2 separate regions of the Homo sapiens genome follow, and region 1 is linked to region 2. Evidence: chromatin contacts called from ENCODE Hi-C or POLR2A ChIA-PET data. All regions are on one chromosome and are shown on one strand. The core of a region is the stretch at or near the end of the contact, and the rest is flanking DNA. Distances in the headings are between cores, read along the strand shown. Region 1 has its middle 13 kb from the start of RPS14. Region 2 has its middle 14 kb from the start of ARSI.

Evidence for each region. Hi-C counts contacts between places; a loop is a spot of excess contacts on that map. ChIA-PET counts read pairs that join two places held with the same protein, here RNA polymerase II (POLR2A). Pooled maps may share reads with other maps.
Region 1: a loop to region 2 is called in a pooled map, with 2.2 times the contacts of the local background. The contact joins two enhancer-like sites. A Hi-C loop is called at or near these places in 2 of 50 pooled maps. POLR2A ChIA-PET finds 5 or more read pairs at or near these places in 3 of 52 experiments (A673, H1 and HepG2).

Annotation. Positions count from the first base shown.
Region 1 is chr5:150,434,116-150,438,903 of GRCh38, reverse strand. No RefSeq gene overlaps it. Among named protein-coding and RNA genes, the nearest start is that of RPS14, 13 kb to the left of the region's middle. RefSeq lists a silencer at 1,312-1,512. Within about 2 kb of position 2,668, at least 2 of the 41 ENCODE cell types and tissues checked have a DNase peak (open chromatin) inside an H3K27ac peak, as active enhancers do.
Region 2 is chr5:150,314,512-150,319,839 of GRCh38, reverse strand. No RefSeq gene overlaps it. Among named protein-coding and RNA genes, the nearest start is that of ARSI, 14 kb to the right of the region's middle. RefSeq lists enhancers at 2,300-2,594, 1,736-2,935. Within about 2 kb of position 2,504, at least 9 of the 41 ENCODE cell types and tissues checked have a DNase peak (open chromatin) inside an H3K27ac peak, as active enhancers do.

The DNA of each region.
Region 1 (4,788 bases), core at 1,419-3,918, 120 kb before region 2:
GCCTGCTGAGTAGCTGGGACTACAGGTGTGCATCACCATTCCCAACTAATTTTTTCCCCACTTTTTGTAGAGATAGGGTCTCACAATGTTGCCCAGGCTGGTCTCGAACTCCTGGGGTCAAGCAATCATCCCACTTTGGCTTCCCAAAGTACTGGGATTACAGTTGTGAGCCACTATCCCTGGCCTAAAGAGGAGTTTTTTATTTTTATTTTTATTTTTTTGAGACAGAGTCTTGCTCTTGTTGCCCAGGTTGGAGTGCAATGGCACCATCTCTGCTCACTGCAACCTCCGCCTCCCAGGTTCAAGCAATTCTCCTGCCGCAGCCTCCTGAGTAGCTGGGATTAACAGGCACCTGACACCACACCCGACTAATTTTTGTATTTTTAGTAGAGATGAGGTTTCATTATATTGGCCAGGCTGGTCTCGAATTCCTGACCTCAGGTGATCTGCCTGCCTCGGCCTTCCAAAGTGCTGGGATTACAGGCGTGAGCCCTGCGCCTGGCCTAAAAAGGAGTTTTCTAAAAGAGCTGCTCAGAGATTTAAACTGCTTCATGAGATAGTGATCTCTCCATCACTGGAGGCATACACGTGTAAAAGACTTCCAAAGGCTAGTTATATCAGAAACACATAAAAGAGAAAGGTGCAAGCAGTGAAATTCAAATGCTCCCAAACCAAACATACCATCTCTCTTCTCCCTTACTGAAAACAACAATAAAACCCACTAGAATTAGCACCAAAGAAATACAACGTAAGCCACAAAAGTGAACCACATATGTAATTTCAAATTTTCTAGTAGCCATATTAATAAAGTACCAAAAAGTGACATTAATTTTAATAATATATTTCATTTAACCCAATATGTCCAAAATATTTTCACTTCAACATATAATCAAAATAAAAATTATTAATAAGATGTTTTACTGTTTTTTTGTGGTAAGTTTGAGATTCATTGTACATTTACACTTATAGCACACTTCCATTTGGACTTGCCACATTTCAAGGACTCAACCACCATGTGGCAGAGATAATTGTGTCCCAGTATGCTTTCTCTTCATCTTCTATTGGAAATAGGAATCTCAATTTTTAGCTGCGTGTATGGCTGATCAGAATGAAGATGACATTTTATGGAGGATGGTCTGAGCAATATTAAAATAGAAAAAAAAGAAGAAACATAGAATTAAGAGAAACAAGGAATAAACAGTACAGTTTCCAGCCCCCTCCCAGGCAGCTAAGTGTCACTCACACAACTAAGTTGTGGCCAGTGAGAAGTAAGCAGAGTCATGAATGCAGTCTACAGTCTACAGGGAGAGTCTTGAAGAGGAGATGGCATGACCTTCTTCTCTTTCCTCTAGATACTCACTTTTAGATCTCTGCTGGAAACTGTCGCCTTATCAGACAAACTTCCCTGACATCACAGATCCATTAGCATCCCTCACCTCTGCCCATCATTCTCAAGCTATTTATCCATGTATGCGGCCAAATGTGTAGATCTTAGCCCAACTTGGTATTAACATCTATATCACCAAGTCAGTGGTTCTCAAACAAGTATGCATCAGATTCAGATTGCTGGGCTCCCACCCCGAGTTTCTGATTCAGTAGATCTGGGATGGAGGCCTGAATATCTGCCTGCCTGCCTGCCTGCCTGCCTGCCTGCCTTCCCTTCCTCCCTGCCTTCTTCCTTCTTTTCTTTCTTTCCTTTCTTTCTCTTTTCTTTCTTTCTTTTTCTTTCTTTCTTTCCTTTTTCTTTTTCTTTCCTTCTTTCTTTCTCCTTCCTTCCTTCCCTCCCTGCCTGCCTCTTTCCTTCCCTCCCTCCTTCCTTCCTTTCTTTTCTTTCTTTTTCTTTCTTTCTTTCTTTCTTTCTTTCTTTCTTTCTTTCTTTCTTTCTTTCTTTTTTCTCTTTCTTTCTTTCTTTCTCTTCCTTCCTTCCTTCCTTCCTTCCTTCCTTCCTTCCTTCCTTCCTTCCATCTTTCTTTCTTTTTCTTTATTTAGAGGTGGGGTCTTGCTATGTTGCCCTCACTGGTCTTGAACTCCAGGGCTCAATTGATTACCCAACCCAGCCTCCAAAATGCCGGGATTATAGGCATGAGCCACCGCACCCGGTCTGAAGATTTGTATTTCTAAGTTCCCAAGTAGTGCTGATGTTGATGGTTCAGAGACCACATTTTGAGAACCACTGGGCTTGGTGACTACTGGACTTTTCCGTTCAGGTCACTGCTGTCCCAGCACCTGAGACAATGCGTACCTGGTATCATATAAATATTTATGACTCATATTACAAGTATTACCTCATTCAGTCGCTTTGAGGTAAGTACTGTTATTATCAAAATTTAACATGTGAGGAAACTGAGGGTCAGAGAGGTTAAGTGACTCGTCCAGGGGCACACAGCTGGAAAGGGGCAGGAGCAAGGATTCAAACTTACATACGCTTGTCTATAACCACAGACCGTGCCCTTAATCGCCACACTCTTTCACTTCTAGCAGGCTGGGGCTCAGTGCAATCAGGCTACCAAGGAAGTCGAGGAGGAGGAGGACCCGCCCTGTCTCAGCATCTCTTCAGAGGGCTGGGAAGTACACGGTAGCAGAGTCCTGCCCCTGAAGGGAGCCCCGTTGCCGTGGGAGCTTACATCAGTCATATATAGGTGGCCACCAGGTGGCAGCATTGTTCTGACAGGAAGCCGCGTGCTGCCTTGCTGTCTTAGTTCTGATCTGGGTTCTGCCACCCCTGGTTCAGTGGCCCTCAGCCTATCCATTTCTTATGTGCCTCCGTTTCCTCATCTTTACAAAAAGGAGATTGCATCTCTGTGATCTCTGAAGAGCCCTTGCACCTCAGATGCCATGTAAAAGAGAAAGGTGCAGCCAGTGGAATTCAAATGCTCCCAAACCAAACCAGATCTCCTCCCCCCCACTGAAAACAACAATAAAACCCACTAGAATTAGCACCAAAGAAATATGATGCAAGCCACAGAAGTGAGCCACAGGTGTAATTTCAAATTTTCCAGTAGCCACACTGATAAAGTATCACAAAATGACATTAATTTTAATAATATATTTCATGTAACCCAATATGTTCAAAATATTTTCATTCCAACATATAATCAATATAAAAATTATTAAGATGTTTTACTTTTTTTGTGTGAAGTTTGAGATCCATTGTACTTTTTTTTTTTGAGACGGAGTCTCTCTGTCACTCAGGCTGGAGTGCAGTGGCACAATCTTGTCTCACTGCAACCTCTACCTCCCGGGTTCAAGCAATTCTCCTGTCTCAGCCTCCCAAGTAGCTGGGATTACAGGCACCCACCACCACACCTGGCTAATTTTTGTATTTTTAGTAGAGACAGGGTTTCACCATGTTGGTCAGGCTGGTCTTGAACTCCTGAACTCAGGTGATCCACCCGCCTCAGCCTCTCAAAGTGCTGGGATTACAGGCCTGAGCCACTGAGCCCGGCTGGTCCCTTATATATTTCCACTTATAGCACACTTCCATTTGGACTAGCCACATTTCAAGGGCTCAACCACCATGTGTAGCTAGTGGCTGCCATGTTAGACAGCACAGCCTTAGATATTAATGCCAAACATTTATTGAGGTAGGTACTATGCCGAGTGTTTTACATGCATTCTCTTTTTTTTTTTTTTTTTTTCCGAGACAGAGTTTCGCTCTGTCACCCAGGCTGGAGTGCAATGGCACTATCTTGGTTCACTGCAACCTTCGCCTCCCGGGTTCAAGCGAGATTCTCCCCTTCAGCCTCCCGAGTAGCGAGGAGTACAGGCACCTGCTATCATGCTGGCTAGTTTTTTGCATTTTTAGTAGAGACGGGGTTTCACCATATTGGCCAGGCTGGTCTCGAACTCCTGACCTCATGATCCACCTGCCTCGGCCTCCCAAAGTGCTGGGATTACAGGTGTGAGCCACTGCGCCTGGCTGCATTCTCTTAATCAATCTTCACAACATGCTATGAAGCAGGCAAGATTATTATTATTATTAGTCCTGTTTTGCAGATGAGAAAACTGAGGCTTGCTTAGGGAGACTAAGTGCCTCAGCCAAGATCACACAGCAAGTAAGTGGAGGAGTCTGGATTTGAACTTAGCTCTGCCTGGCTCCGGAGTCCGGGCCCTTCATCATGACATCATCCTGCCCTGATGGCAGATGCTTAGGGTATGCTGTCAGAGAGGCCTACCGACAGGGATTCCAAATCCAAGTAATGCAAATTCCTGGGAGTAAACAATCAGGCCTGTCAGGGCAGGAGGGGAGGCCCTGAAGCTACATTCTCCCACCCGCCGCAGTTGTGTGTCTGGCAAAGTTGAGCTTGCCTGGCAAACAACCAATGACTCTGACAAGAAGAAACCATGATCTTGGGGAAATTATGTTTGCATGATGAAAAATGGAACTTGCAAAAAGAAAATCTGGCATCAAGTGGCCGGGTGCAGTGGCTCAAGCCTGTAATCCCAGCACTTTGGGTGGCCAAGGCAGGCGGATCACTTGAGGTCATGAGTTCAAGACCAGCCTGGCCAACATGGTGAAGCCCTGTCTCTACTAAAAAAAAAAAAAAAAAAAAAAAAATTAGCCAGGTGTGGTGGCAGTCATCTGTAATCCCAGCTACTTAGGAGGTTGAGGCAGGAGAATTGCTTAAAGCCAGGAGGTGGAGATTACAGTGAGCCGAGATCATGACACTGCACTCTAGCCTGGGCGACAGAGGGAGACTCCATCTCAAAAAAAAAAAACAAAATAAAACCAAAAACTCTGGCATCAGGAGAAAATTAAAATTGAGAAATGGACTAGGGTGGCTCACG
Region 2 (5,328 bases), core at 1,255-3,754:
GTTCCCTTTGAGAAAAAATTAATATAAGGAAATCAAACACAATGAAAACCAGAGCGAGCTCTAGAGTCAGAAGGCCGGGGTTCAAATCTTGAGTCCTCTACTTAGTAGTTGCTTGATCTTGGGCTTGTCATTAAACCTCTGAAGCCTCAATTTCTCCATCTGTAAAATGGCAGTAACACGAGTACCCACACCAAAGGTTTGTTAGATGTTACTCAAGCTCTGACCACACCGCCTGACCCATAGTAAGTTCTTGATGTTAGCAATTGTTATTATCTAGCTGGGTGGCCCCGTCCGTCTCTGGCTTCAGAGGATGATCTGTGGCAGGCTGTCTTCCCTGCTTAGGATAGTCAAGGTAGATACAGGTCCTTGAATGCCAGAGTGACTGAACTTTGCAGGCAGGGAGAGGACCCCAGCAAGCCTGGGCAGCCCCCTCCCCTGCCAGGCCCGGTCCCTTCCTGCAGGTGTTGTGCTGAGCCTCTGGCTGACAGCTGTGTTTTCTCTGCTCAGCAAAGGCTTTAACCATAAACAGGAGAAATCGGGTGACCCCTAGTCCCCGGAAAGCCTCACCTCAGGGGCCTGGGTGAGAAAGGGCTCCTTCTGTCTGAGGTAGGGGTGGGCTCTGCATTCCTCAGTTTCAACCATTTGGTCAGATTTCCTCCTGGAATGCAGCTGGAGGGCCCGGCCCCCCGCCAGAAATAGCACAGTGCAGGGTGGCTTTGCTGTGGTCTCCCTGCCTACTTTGGGGAGGGGCTCACTTTCAAGGTCCCTGCTGGTGCTGAGAGGGCTGATGTTCACAGCTGTCTGGATGGGACATGGATGCCCCTCAGAAAGATGGTTAAGCTCTTCTCAGCTTAGTTCTCATTCAGGTATTCGAGAGTCTTACTCTGAACTCCAGCCTACGGAGGCATGGACTTGCATTTAGCAAGAAATGAACATGTTTTAACATGGCCCACAAGGTCTGGCCACTCCCTGCCCACATCTCACCCTGCACTGCTCCCTTCTCCCTGCAGTCCCACTGCCTCCTTGCTGTGTCATCCACAGCAAAGCCTTCTCCTGACACTGGTGCCTGCCTTGACCTCGCCGTGCTTGAGACACTCCTCCTGCCTCTTCACAAGCCCAGGCTCCCCTCATGGCTCAGCCCTCCTGGCTCAGGAAATGCCACCTCTTCAGAGAGGTTGCCCCTGGCCACTCCATCCAAAGTGGCCTCTTCCCATCACTCTCCACTGTATCTGTCATTTTCTTGTTTATTGTCCATTTGTCTATTTATTGTCTCATTTTCCCCCACTAGAATATAAGTTCCATGATGGAAGGAACCATGTCTATTGATATCTGTATTTTCTTTGCTCAACGAAGGGGTTAACCGTGAACATCAGTGATACGGTTAGGCTTTGTGTCCCCACCCAAGTCTCCTCTTGAACTGTAATCCCCATAATCCCCACGTGTCAAGGGAGAGTCCAGGTGGAGGTAACTGGATTATGGTGGGTGGGTCGCGATAGAGTTCTCATGGGATCTGATGGTTTTATAAGGGGCTCTTCCTTTTTTGCTTGGCACTTCTACCTGCTGCTTTGTAAACAAGGTGCTTTGTTTCCCCTTCATCTTCTGCCATTATTGTAAGTTTCTTGAGGCCTTCCCCAGCCATGCTGAACTGATGAGTCAATTAAGCCTCTTTCCTCTGTAAATTACCCAGTCTCAGGCAGTTCTTTATAGCAGTATGAAAACAGAATAATACAATTAGCAATTGGGTGACCGTCAGTCCTCAGAAAGCCTGTTCTGAACTCTGTCCCCCAACTCCTATAGGTACTCAATATATAAATACTCATCACATGAATGAATGAGTGAATAAATGAAAGGAGAATGTTAGAAGAGACCCTGGATAATGTCTACTATAATATTATCTAAATAATAACTACCAATTTCTAAGAGCTTTATCAGTGTCCTATACTGTGCTAAGTGCATTACATACATGATCTCATTTAGTTTTGCAGTAGCAGGCACTGGTTTTCCCAGTTTCCCTTTTTCAGAGGCCCAGAGAGGTTAAGTGACTTGCCAAGGTCACACTGTAAGAAGCAGACTTAGGACTCCAACCCCAAACTAGGTTTGCCTTGTGGCAAAACCCATGCTCTTAACCCTCACCCCAACAGCCACCCGGAGATGGGGTTGACTTGTACTCAAAGGGGTAAGGGAGGTTATCAGGGAAACTTCTCACTGCCTCCTACCATCCCTTCCCAGCCCAGACAGTTGCTGGTACTTTCTGCCCAGTACTACTTCACAGAGTCAGTGTCCAGCTTCCGAACAGCATGGAGGCAGCTCTGAGTCATCCGAATCCCAGTGGCCCCCACAGGTCAGCTCTCAGGCCATGACCCAAGGCCACTCATCCGCTGACTCTTTTACTCCTAGCCTAGCTGGAGGATGTGCCAGGCTCACCAAGGTACAGGGGAAGGGCCCTGAGGTTGAGCTGCGCTGCTCTCAGCCACAAAGAATGCCGCTGACTCACAGCAGTGAGGCAGGCAGACGGTGACTCAGGGGTCACACAGGCACAGCCCCCAGGGAGGAGAAGAGAGGGTCTTGTGGTAGGATGCGGACCAGGCCCCAGTTCATGGCCTGACATGCAGTGAGGGCTCTCTCCATGCCAGCGATTATCATCTTGCTTAATGACTCAGACTGCCTTCCCCTCAGTGGGCCTTGACCTCCCTGCCTGTGCATGGAGCAGATGCAGAGGATGTCCTGTGATGGGATGTCATCTGTGATTAAGGTAATCAAAGCGGGTGAGAACCAGGTGATGCAAAGCTGCGAATACCAATGTGAAGAATCGAGACTGGATTTTCTGGAGGCCAAAGCCCAGACCTGAGAGTTGGGAGTCCTGGGTTCGAGCCCTGCCCTTTACAAGGACTCACTGTATGACCTTGGTAAACATTACCTTGCCTCTCTGAGCCCTGATTCTTGCATCTGTCAAAAGCAAGCTTCTAATGGACAGAGTGTCCTGTCACCAACTTGACTTTGTCTATACTCTGCCCTCTGCTGAGAACGCTCTGGCCACCGTCTCAGCCTCCTGATTCTTCAAGGGTCTGTTTTCAAATGCCACTTCCTCAAAAGAGTCTTGCAGAATCTCCTGTTCAAAATTAATCTCTCACAGATATTAAAATGATGGCATAAATCTACATTTAATGACATAAAAAATGTCCGAAATATATTAAATGAGAAAAAAGCAGGAGACAGAATAAAATGCATTTTAATCTATATATATGTCTATGAATGGAAATGCATAGGAAAAAAAAGGCCTAGAAGAATATATATAAATGTTAACTATGACAATCTCTGAGTCATGGAAATTATGTCGGTCTTTATTTTTCTTAATATTTTTTGAGTGTTTCTAAAATGCATGCAACAAGCATGTTCCTTTTATAAACAAGAGACAATAGAGCTTCTTCCCAATTAAAAACATCATCTCCACTTTTCCTAAACTAAGCCCTGAGTGTTGGTTATGGCTGCGGCCCTAAATTGTTGTGTGTGCTTATATAAGATGCTTCATCTCTCTAGGCCTCATTTTTCTCACCTATAAAATGAAGAAGTCGGCTGGGCATGGTGTGGCTCATGCCTGTAATCTTGGCACTTTTTGGGAGGCTGAGGCTGGTGGATCATCTGAGGTCAGGAGTTCAAGAGTGGCCTGGCCAACGTGGCAAAACCTTGTTTCTACTAAAAATATAAAAATTAGCTGGGTGTGGTGGCGGGCGCCTGTAATCCCAGCTACTTGGGAGGCTGAGGCAGGAGAATCGCTTGAACCTGAGAGATGGAGGTTTCAGTGAGCCGAGATCGTGCCACTGCACTCCAGTCTCAAAAAAAAAAAAAAAAAAAAAAAGTCATACTCTGCAGTCTCTAAATTAATGTTCTTCAATATAACTTTCTGTAATGGTAGAAAATGTCTACGTCTTTGCTACCCAGTTTGGTACCACTAGCTTTTGAAAGGTGGCTATTGTTATTTAGGAATTGAATTAATTTAAATCTAACTAGCCACAGGCAGCTAGTGGCCACCATGTTGATGGAGTAGTTCTAAATTTTCTCCTATCTCCAATGTTTGATTGTGTCACATCTTGTTTATTAAACTATAGTTTAATAAATAACTACTCTTTTCCAAAAGAGTACTCTGTCTTCCACCCTGCAAGAATGTGACTACCCTCAACTGTAGCCACCTGACTCCAGTGGGAGCTGCCCTTTCTTTTGTAAGTGCCACCCTACACCCTGTTGATTGATCATCATTTCAAAAGGAAACCCTCTCCATTCTCCCTTTCCCGTAGACCCTGGCAACCACCAGTCCAGGTTCTGTCTCTATGAATTTACCTATTCCAGATATTTCACACAAATGGAATTGCACAATACACGAACTTTTGCATGTGGCTTCTTTTACTTAGCGTAATGTTTCTGAAGTTCATCTGGGTTGTAGTATATATCAGGACTTCATTTCTTTTTTATGGCTGAATAATATTCCATTGTGTGTATTTACTACAATTTATTCATTTATCCATTGAAAGGACATTTGGGCTGTTTCCACCTTTTGGCTATTGTAAATAATGCTATGAGGAACGTATATTTGAATCCCTGTTTTCAACTTTTTTGGGTATATACCTAGGAGTGGAATTGCTGGGTCATATGGCAATTCTGTGTCTAACTTTGTGAAGTACCGTCAAACTATTTTCCACAGGGGCATTTTACTTTCCCACCAGCCATGTCTAAATTCTCTGATACATTTTAACTTGGACCTAGAGAGTGGCTCTTAGTTCCTTCCTGGTCATGGTGAGGGCTACTTGTCTGGAAGGATGACAATGACGCCCAAAGAAATGTAAAGGTGAAAGGTGGAAAGAGTTCAAGTCATCTCCGAAGCTTGATTCCATCCTGTCTCCTTCCTTGTGGTTACGCGAGTCAGGAAATTCCTCCTTCTTCCCTAAGCTGGCAAGTTGGGTTTCTGTCACCCAAAGAGTTCGGACTGATGCCCGCTCGGTGCTGGGTTCAGAGTCTTGTATTTGAGGGTGCTCTAGGTAGAACCATCTACAATGTCAGCCACCAAATGCCAGCCTGGACCCTGCAACTGAATCACTTTTTGATTCCCTCTGTTCTTCCCCAGGTCCTGAGCCAAGAGCTTCAGACAGAACCCTAAGGAAAACTTGACCCCCGGCAGGTCACCTGAATATGATAGCAAGCCAGAGAGGCTGGTGGCAAAGGCAGGCAGGAGGTGGGTTGGAGGAGGAGAAGAGGGCTGGGGTTCCCCTGAGGACACTGTGGAGCAGGGAAGGGAGCCTGGAGGCCTGGCTGGGGGGAGGAGGAGGAGGAGGAGGA